Regions from separate parts of the Homo sapiens genome. Here region 1 is linked to region 2. Evidence: read pairs that join two places in POLR2A ChIA-PET (ENCODE). Cell type or tissue: Panc1. All regions are shown on one strand.

Region 1 (5,000 bases), 290 kb after region 2:
GGCACGAGTGCACAGGTATTTACTCTTTCCCAGAATGCGTTTATCCCTTTTCCCTAGTCTCCCCCTGCTACTAATAAGATTTTTGGTCACCATTAAAATTCTGAATTTTAAACAGATTATTGGACTGGTGGTTTATTTCTGTCAGCTTATTCAATATTAGTGCCTTTTAAATCTCCAGTAGCTTTTGCAGAATTACCTTTCACTATGAAGCCCCATGAGTTTTCCCAAACCAAACTTGGTTTTCTTCAGTATGTTTTCTAATGAATATGTCATAGAAAGGATAAATATATGGGCAAGACTTTTTTTTTTTTTTTTTTTTTTTGAGACGGAGTCTCGCTCTGTTGCCCAGGCTGGAGTGCAGTGGCGAGATCTCGGCTCACTGCAACCTCTGCCTCCCGGGTTCAAACCATTCTCCTGCCTCAGCCTCCCGAGTTGCTGGGACTACAGGTATGTGCCACCACACTCAGCTAATTTTTTGTATTTTTAGTAGAGATGGGGTTTCACCATGTTAGCCAGGATGGTCTCGAACTCCTGACCTCATGATCCACCCACCTCGGCCTCCCAAAGTGTTGGGATTACAGGCACGAGCCACCGCGCCTGGCCTGGGCAAGCCTTTTCAATGTCTTTCCTAATTTGTCTGGAGTCAGTTTATTGCCCACTTCTTTCAAGTTATTTGTCTGTACCTTTTGGGTCACAACTTCCATCATCATTGGGATTTGGCATATCTGTTGGTGCTGAGCATAAGAGATTGCCCAAGTCTGATTATTGCATTTCTTAGTAAAACCTATACAAAACAGATAACTATTGGCAATCTTGACATCAGCAGGAGCTTCCTATGAAGTCTGCCATGTTTAACCATGGAGCATATTTTGTCACAGAAAAGATTACTGAGGATGTCCAGGTCAAAAACTGTGTGACCAGTTATTATGGCTTGGATCATTCTGTCTGCATTCAAAGACATAGAAAAGGCCTGAAAGCTGATCCAAGACCAGCCATGGAAGCTGGTCACATAGTTTTTGACCTGGATGTCCTCAGTAATTAGTCTGAATTTTCTAAGGGCAGTTTCATCATTATGCAGATCAGCAAGGTTCATTTCAAAAACACAGTTCTTGAGGCCATCAGATGCAGTTTTGGTTCCTTGAGCCCTTTTGACTAGTTTGTTACCAATTAAACACAGCTGGTGCTTTCACATCATATCAGTCTTTTTTAGGAAATGGATTAACCACTTTCTTCTTTGCTCCCATTCTGCCACTTTTTGTAAGGCACTTGCTTTTGCCAACCACCCTAGTGCTGCTTAGAGTGAAAAGGCCTAGACAGTTTTTAAGGACCATCTATTGTCATGAAACCTTCTTTAATTTCATAGTATTTTTGAGTATGTATATTTGGTGTCTCCATTGTATTTGATATTAAGCAAAAGTTGTCAGAAGCTTCCAGCATTGTAGAAATGAGTATTTGGTTAACCCTCCAAGTTTAGGTATTAAGTGTACAAAAATGTGATCATCTCTCAGATGCAAATAATTGTCCCTGCTGGCTTACTTTAAGTAGGTATTTTCTCTTGCTTATAGTTGTAGGGACAGAATCTCTTCGGACAAACAACTTTCCTCATAGGCGTTATTTTTTCCCTTTACACGAAAATGAACTTAAGGTTATCTGGACATGTATATTCAGTACATTCAGACAGTAAAAGGAGTTTGTGTGATATATATTCTGTACAGCATTTGGGAAAACACTGTTTTTCTACACTGCCACACCACTTCTGACCCCAGATGTATTTTTTTCTACACTAACCAGCGCTCTGTCTGACATAAGCTGGGTGCCCTACAATTTTAGTTTGGACAGTTTCTACCTGGGTTTAGCATTAGATCTTACAAGGTTAAGGGTTCAGTCCCACAAGACTGCCTGTACTTTACTTCAGATGCCAGTTGCAAGTCCTGGCCTTCTGTACTTCTGACTGACTGGCTATAAATTGGGCTTCTGATCCTCTCCTTAGGTTTGATGATTTGCTAGAATGGCTCAAGAAATCCGGAAATGCTTTACTCAGGTTTACTGGTTTCTTATGAAGGGTACAACTCAGGAATATCTCAATGGGAGAAATGTATAGGAGAAGGTATTAGGGGGTGGGGATGAGGTTTGGAGGTTCCATGCCCTCTCTGGGCTTATAGCCTTCCCAGCACCTTAATGTACTCATCCTTTGGAAGCTCATCAAATCTCTTGTTCAAGAGGTTTTTTTTTTTTTTTTTTTAATTGGAGATGGAGTCTTGCTCTGTTGCCTAGGCTGGAGTGCAGTGGCACGATCTCAGCTCACTGTAACCTCTGCCTCCCGGGTTCAAGCAATTCTCCTGCCTCAGCCTCCCAAGTAGCTGGGATTACAGGTACGCACCACCACGCCCAGCTAAGTTTTGTATTCTTAATAGAGATGGGGTTTCACCATGTTGACCAGGCTGGTCTCGAACTCTTGACCTTGTGATCTGCTTGCCTTGGCCTCCCAAAGTGCTGGGATTACAGATGTGAGCCACTGTTGCTGGCCCGAGTTTTTTTTTTTTGAGATGGAGTCTCATTCTATTGCCAGGCCGGAGTGCGGTGGCATGATCTCGGCTCACTGCAACCTCCGCCTGCCAGGTTCCAGCGATTCTCCTGCCTCACCCTCCCGAGTAGCTGGGACTACAGGCGCACACTCCCATGCCCAGCTAATTTTTGTATTTTTACTAGAGATGGGGTTTCACCATGTTGGCCAGGATGGTCTTGATATCTTGACCTCGTGATCTGCCTGCCTTGGCCTCCCAAAGTGTTGGGATTACAGGCGTGAGGCACCGTGCTAGGCCAAGAGTTTTTTATAGAATTTAATCACCAGGCTCTCCTTCCTCCCTCATGCCCCATTCCTGGAGGTTAGTAGATGGAACTACTAACAGAAAGTTCCAATCCTTTAATTACTTGGTCTTTCTGATTATCAGCTCCATCCTGAGGTGATCTAGAGACCCCACCCTAAGTCTCCTCATCAGCATAAATTGAGGTGTGTTCCAAAGGGGCTCTTTATGAATAACTTGAAAATACTTTTATTACTCAGGAAATTCTGAGGATTTTGGATAGGGGCTCTGTGCTAGAAATCTGACAAAGACCAAATGTATTATTATACTCCTTAGCAGAACATGTAGGGAGAATCCTGTGGTGCTATGTCTTAAGGAGAAAAGCTGTGGATATAGTAGAAATTTGGATCAGAGAAGGTGGAGCAAAGATTTAATATCTTTTATTTTATTCTCCAGTGCTAAGCCATGTGTAGGCAGCCAGTAAATACTTGTGGGCTGGATATAAGTCTTTTTTTCCTTTTTTTGTTTAATAGGAAAGGTTGTCAATATAGATACAAATTCACTGAGATCCTCCATGAGGCCTGGCTTTGAAGATATAATCCGAAGGTGTATTCAGAGATTTTTTAGTCTAAATGATGGGCAGTCATGGTCCCAGAAACGTCACTATCAAGAAGGTAAAGAATTTTGGGGTTGATTGTTCTTATCATTTTATTCTTTAGAGACAGGGCCTTGCTATCTTGCCCAGGCTGGACTCGAACTCCTGGATTTAATTGACCCTTCTGCCTCAGCTTCTGAGTAGCCAAGACTGCAGGTGCACACCACCATACCTGGTTTTGTGGTTGATTCTTGATCTTGTTTGTCATTATGTTTGGTATACACATGACTGTAGTTGCTCTCTTGTTGGTGAGGGGTAGGAAAATGATGCCTGAGTGTTCTTATTTTACCCTGTTGATGATTTTGGTGCAGATCCAGTCTTTCCTTGGATTTTTAGAAATGTACTTGAAGTATATTTCCTCCCTGTCCCCTCCTATATATATTTGTTTTGCTGACTGTAGTTACCAGTGATGGGATATTTTCCCCAACAGCTTATCTTAATGGCCATGCAGAAACCCCAGTATATCGATTCTCGTTGGCTGATGGAACTATAGTGACTGCACAGACAAAAAGCAAACTCTTCCGAAATCCTGTAACAAATGATCGACATGGCTTTGTCTCAACCCACTTCCTTCAGAGGTAATGATAGATTACTGTGTATTCTAATACAAAATGCAGCAGTGTTCTCAAAATGCTTTATTATTAAAGTAAAAAGGGAAGGGATAAAATGAGACAAAATTTAGGAAGGTTATTGGGTTTGATGAAATGAGTTTAGATTCCTGGATTATGATATGTTTAAGGTTGTATTTTTATGTGAAAGTGATTATTTATTAAATACTTTACAGGAAAGCTAGGTGATGGGAAGGCTAATGGGTGGATAAAAGAGCACATAAAATCTGATTACATGTCTTACCACTCATTTCTGATAATGTGTGTTGCTTTGGGGACTGCATTTAAAATTTGAGGGTAAACTTCAAGAATAAAGGTAGTTACTGTCTGGGTTGGTAGTGGCAAATAAGAAATGCATGAAGGGGAGGATATTCACCCATTAATTATCTTGAGTAATTTGCAGGTACCCCCAGGTGAAGCCCTAGATAATGTGGCAACTCTAATAAAGCCCACCTGAAACTCCAGTTAACATAGCTGTTGGTCTTTCATAATACTACAGTGGTCTCACTCATAGATTCTGTGGCTTACTGAAAAATATGTTACTAGGTAAATAATTGATCAATATGTAGATTGGAACTGTCACTAGGTATTGGAATGCTGCCTAAAAAGTTAAGTTCCTGGGTAGTTAATTCATCCCATTTTTTTATTCCCTCTCCTTCTCTCTCCCTTCTTCCTTTCTTCTTCTTCTCTTCTTCTTTTTTTTTTTTTTTTTTTTTAAACAGAGACAGAGTCTTGATCTGTCACCCAGGCAGGTGTGCAGTAGTGCCATCACAGCTCACTGCAACCTCGAACTCCTGGGCTCAGGCGATCCTCCCACCGCAGCCTCCTGAATAGCTAGGACTAGAGATGTGTGTCACTATGCCTGGCCAATTTTTAAATTTTTTGTAGAGACATGATCTTGCTGTGTTGCCCAGGTTGGTTTCAAACTCCTGA
Region 2 (5,000 bases):
GAAAAAAAAAAAAAGCTGGGCACGGAGGCTCATGCCTGTAATCCCAGCACTTTGGGAGGCTGAGGCAGGCGGATTGCCTGAGGTCAGGAGTTCGAGACTAGCCTGGCCAACATGGTGAAACCCCGCCTCTACTACAAATACAAAAAAATTAGCCGGGCATGGTGACATGTGCCTGTAATCCCAGCTACTATGGAGGCTGGAGCAGAGGAATTGCTTGAACTAGGAGGTGGAAGTCACAGTAAGCTGAGATCACACCACCGCACTCCAGCCTCGGCAACAGAGCAAGACTACATCTCAAAAAAAAAAAAAAAAGAAAAGAAAGAAAGAAACCAGGATCCATAGAGAAATGGATGATTTTAGGGCTGAGGCAAAGACATACAAAATGAGCCTGGAACATCTTATAGTGCCAGAAGACAAGAAAGTGCTCAATAAATAAATAAATAGGCCAGCCGGGCATGGTGGTTCACACCTGTAACCCCAGCACTTTGGGAGGCCAAAGTGGTAGGATCACTTGAGCCTGGGAAATTCAAAACCAGCCTGGGCAACACAGCGAGACTCCATCTCTACAAATAAAAAGAACAAAAATTAGCCAACTGTGGTGATGCATGCCTGTGGTCCCAGCTACTTGGGAGGCTGAGGCAAGAGGACTGCTTGAGTCCAGCAGGTCAAGGCTGCAATGAGCTGTGATTATACCACTGCACTCCAGCCTGGGCAGCAGAACGAGGCTGTCTCAAACGAACAAATAAATAAACCCCACAACGATGGAGTCTGTCAAGGGGACACAAGAGCCAACACAAAGAGCTCCCAACTGCCAAAGCTGGAATGATTTGAGCAATAAAATAAATAAGTAGTATTGGATTACAACCCACAGTATAAAGTAACCATCCCAGAGTCCACACTGCTAGAGATAAATGACTGAATAAATACATGAGGGAGAAAAGACTAATACCCCATACAGAAGAATTCTAAATTTTTTTTTTTGAGACACAGTGTCACTGTCACCCAGGCTGGAGTGCAGTGGTGGAATCTTGGCTCACTGCAACCTCCGCCTCTCGGGTTCAAGTGATTTTTCTGCTTCAGTCTCCCAAGTAGCTGGGATTATAGGCATACAATGTTTGTTATTTTTAGTAGAGATGGGATTTTGCCACGTTGGCCAGGCTGGTCTCGAACTCCTGGCCTCAAGTGATCTGCCCGCCTTGGCCTCCCAAAGTGCTGGGATTACAGGCATGAGCCACCACATCCAGCCCCCAAATAATTTATGTCAAGCCTCTGCTTTCGAGGAGGTGGAGCATAGCTCTTCACTCCTTAAGTGTGGGTGATGCCTTGTGACTTCCTTCCAAAGAGCAGAGGATGGAAAGAGAAGAAAGACAGCCAGATGGTCATGGTCAACATCAACAGTGATAAATCTTTTTTTTTTTTTTTTTTTTTCTTTTTGAGATAGTCTCATTCTATCTCCCAGACTGGAGTGCAGTGGCATGGTCTCAGCTAACTACAACCTCCGTCTCCACCCCCTCCACCCCGGGTTCAAGTGATTCTCCTGCCTCAGCCTCCCGAGTAGTTGCGACTAGAGGTGCCTGCCACCACACCCAGCTAATTTTTGTATTTTTAATAGAGGCAGGGTTTCACCATGTTGGCCAGGATGGTCTCGAACTCTTGACCTCAGATGATCCCCCCACCTTGGCCTCCCAAAGTGCTGAGATTACAGGTGTGAGCCACTGCACAAGGCCAACAGTGATAGATCTTATTAATAATACATACCCTTGATGTGATATGATGAAAATGGCATTTTACCCTCTGTAGTCTTCTTCCTCCCCAAAACCCATAACCACAGTTTACCAGAGTCTAATCATGAGAAACACATTATACAAATCCCAATTGACAGGACAATCTACAAAATACCCGACCAGTATTCCTGAAAACCGGTAAGTTCCACAAAAACAAGAAAAGTCTAAGAAACTGTCACAGCCAACAGGAGCCCAGGCAGACAACTAAATGTAATGAGGAATCCTGAGTGGGATTCTAAAACGGAAAAGGGACTTTTGTGGGAAACCGAAGGAAATCTGAATAAGGGATGGCCTTTAGTTGGTAATAACATATCAAAATTGATGCATTATTTGTAACAATTACACCACACTAGTGTATGATGTTAATAATAGAAGAAATTGTGTGTGTGGAGCCAGGGGCTAACATGGGAACTCTTGGCACTATCCTCAAAACTTTTCTGGAAATCTAATACTACTGTTAAATTAAAAGTTCATTTTAAAAATGTAATAGAAAATTGGCCAGGCATGGTGGCACATGCCTATAATCCCAGCACTTTGGGAGGTCAAAGAGGGAGGATCACTTGAGGCCAAGGGTTTCAGACCAGCCTGGGCAACCCACTGCGACCTCATCCCTACAAAAAAAAAATTTTTTTAATTAGCCAGGTGAGGTGGTGTGCACCTGTAGTCCCAGCTACTCAGGAGGCTGAGGTGGGAAGATAGCTTGAGCCCAGGAGATTGAGGCTACAGTGAGCTTTGAGCCCAGGAGATCAAGGATACAGTGAGCTATGATCATACCAGTGCACTCTAGCCAGGACAGTGCAGTGAGACGTTGTCTTTTATATATATATTTAAAACAGAAAATAATGAAATGACTCCTTCAGACTCCGTGGCCACCAAAAGCCTCTTTGAGGAGCCACCATCTGAGATAAGTCTGAGATCACAATGAGAAATGGGCAGCCTGCTCCTGGCAAAAGACACACAGGGGCCCCAAGGAAGGAACCAAGAGGAAGGAGGCCAAGGAGCTCAAGTGAAGTTGGGGGAGAAATGGCACAAGGTGAACAGAACATCACAAAGGAAACAAAGGTAAACAGGGCCGGCCCAGGTAGGCAGGTCACGGTGACTTCAGACCTGAGTGGAAGGGTACTGGAAAATCATCAGAAGGAGTTAGCAAAATGAGACAGAACCTGACCCACTTTTTTTTTTTTTTTTTTTAAGACGGAGTCTCGCTCTGTCCCCTAGGCCGGAGTGCAAAGGCGTGGTCTTGGCTCACTGCAACCTCCGCCTCCTGGGTTCAAGCAATTCTCCTGCTTCAGCCTCCCAAGTAACTGGGATTATAGGCACATGCTGCCACGCCCAGATAATTTTTTTGTATTTTAGTAGAGATGGGGTTTCACCGTGTTGCCCAGGCTGGTCTCGAACTCCTGAGCTCAGACAATCCACCCGCCTCGCCCTCCCAAAGTGCTAAGATTACAGGCGTGAGCCAACGCACTCTGTCCACTTTTTTTTTTTTAATAGAGATGGGGGCGGGAGGGGGGGGTCTCGTTAAGTTGCCCAGGCTGGTTTCAAACTCCTGGCCTCAACTGATCCTCCCACTTCAGTCTCTCAAGTAGCTGGGATGATTGGCATGCGCCACTGTGCCTGACCCCAATCCACGTTTTTGAAGCGCATTCTGGCTGCTGAAGGGTGAGGATGGGAGTAGGAGAAAAGAGAGAAAGAGACAATGGTCACTCAGCTTGGTCATGCTTGGATAGAATCTAATCCAACACCCCACTTCACAAATACAAAAATGAAGGGACAGAGCCAGTGTCCAAGCCCCCTGGGGAAGGTAAGCAGCAGAACAGGGACAAGACCCCCACCCTCCTGGCCCCCTCTCTTCAGTCCCTCTCCACTTTGCCCCGTCTCCTGCTGGACCACATTTGATTCTGACCACAACAAGGGGGCTGAGAAGTGGCTGAGAGGCACGTGCTCCTGCAACATCAAAAACACCTCTGTGAGAAGGTACCTTCCTTGCTCTGAAGTCCCTGGTGGCTCAGCTCTCTTCACCATCAATGGCACTGAAACTTCCTGCCACCCAGCACAGGCTGGGTCATGCTGTGATGAGGGGGCAGCAGCCCTCTGCCTCCGCCCAGCCTCCTCCTGCTGCTCCCCAGCACACAGCACCCACCCAGTAAGCCAGGCCTTCCCACCCAGGGTGCCTCCCCTTCTGTGACCCCTGCCAGAGATCAGCAGCCAGCTTCTGCTTCCCAGGTCCCAGCCTTGACTACTGGACCCTCAACTTTGCCCCAAAATGACATACTGTCTTTTTTTTTTTGAGATGGAGTCTTGCTCTGTCGCCCAGGCTGGAGTGCAGTGGTGCGATCTCAGCTCACTGCAACCTCCGCCTCCCAGGTTCAAGTGATTCTCCTGCCTCAACCTCCTAAGTAGCTAGGATTACAGGCGCGTGCCACCATGCCCGACTAATTTTTGTATTTTTAGTAGAGACGGGGGTTTCACCATGTTGGCCAGGCTGGTCTCGAACGCCTGACCTCGTGATGGTCCGCCTTGGCCTCCCAAAGTGCTGGGATTACAGGCATGAGCCACCACGCCTGGCGACACGCTGTCTTGTAACAATCCTCAAAATGCTTTTGGTTTCAGACGCCTTTAGGGAGTCACTTTGTGCGACACTCTGCAGCCAAATGAGAATCTCCTTCCGGCAGTATGCAGTAACCCTGTCCAGCCTCTTCCTCCCTCCCCATAACCCCCAGTGCAAGGCTGTGTGTTCCAAGAAAGCACTCAGTGACTTGTTGAAGGAATGAAAACACCTTGGTACAACCATTAAGTTTGGAGATGAGCCTTTTCATCAACCAAAGATACGAAAAATACTCCAGTAGCTCATTTGTGAAAGCACCCTGAAGGTAAAAGTGAATAACTGCTTCATTTTGGGAAGCCTCATAAAATCTCTTTCACAAAGACCAAATGAAAAGTACCAATCCCTCAATTAGAAGATATTCAGGAGTCTACTCCAGGCTTGTGAATAAACGCATAAATTGTGTTTGTCCTAATTTGCTAAATTTTGAACTAAATGCAAACACTGGCCCCGGCATCCCAGCAAGCTCTACATTTCCTTTTTATCTCTAACCCAAGACCACCACTTTCCAGTGAAGCGGGCTGACTTCATCCCACTTCTGGGATTCCAAAGAGGTCTGTTGTTAAAATCAGAAAACGAGCAGCAGCTAGAGGCTCTGGTGGCTTCCAGAA

Evidence for each region. ChIA-PET counts read pairs that join two places held together with the same protein. Peaks named below come from ENCODE experiments on the same cell type or tissue, not always from the same donor. Only the 100,000 strongest peaks of a DNase experiment are listed, where the experiment ranks them.
Region 1: POLR2A ChIA-PET joins it to region 2 with 6 read pairs; 5 of 35 experiments call an interaction of 5 or more read pairs at or near these places.

Annotation. Positions count from the first base shown.
Region 1 is chr20:47,630,159-47,635,158 of GRCh38, forward strand. NCOA3 (nuclear receptor coactivator 3) reads left to right here. Exons shown (of 23, transcript NM_181659.3): 9 at 3,338-3,478; 10 at 3,890-4,037. It also overlaps the pseudogene LOC100419565. Among named protein-coding and RNA genes, the nearest start is that of NCOA3, 130 kb to the left of the region's middle. In Panc1, no CTCF peak of the experiment used is centred here; no DNase peak of the experiment used is centred here.
Region 2 is chr20:47,342,551-47,347,550 of GRCh38, forward strand. The region is part of intron 2 of ZMYND8 (zinc finger MYND-type containing 8); the gene reads right to left. Among named protein-coding and RNA genes, the nearest start is that of ZMYND8, 12 kb to the right of the region's middle. RefSeq lists enhancers at 1-526, 3,301-4,047. In Panc1, no CTCF peak of the experiment used is centred here; no DNase peak of the experiment used is centred here; H3K27ac peaks cover 5,000 bases.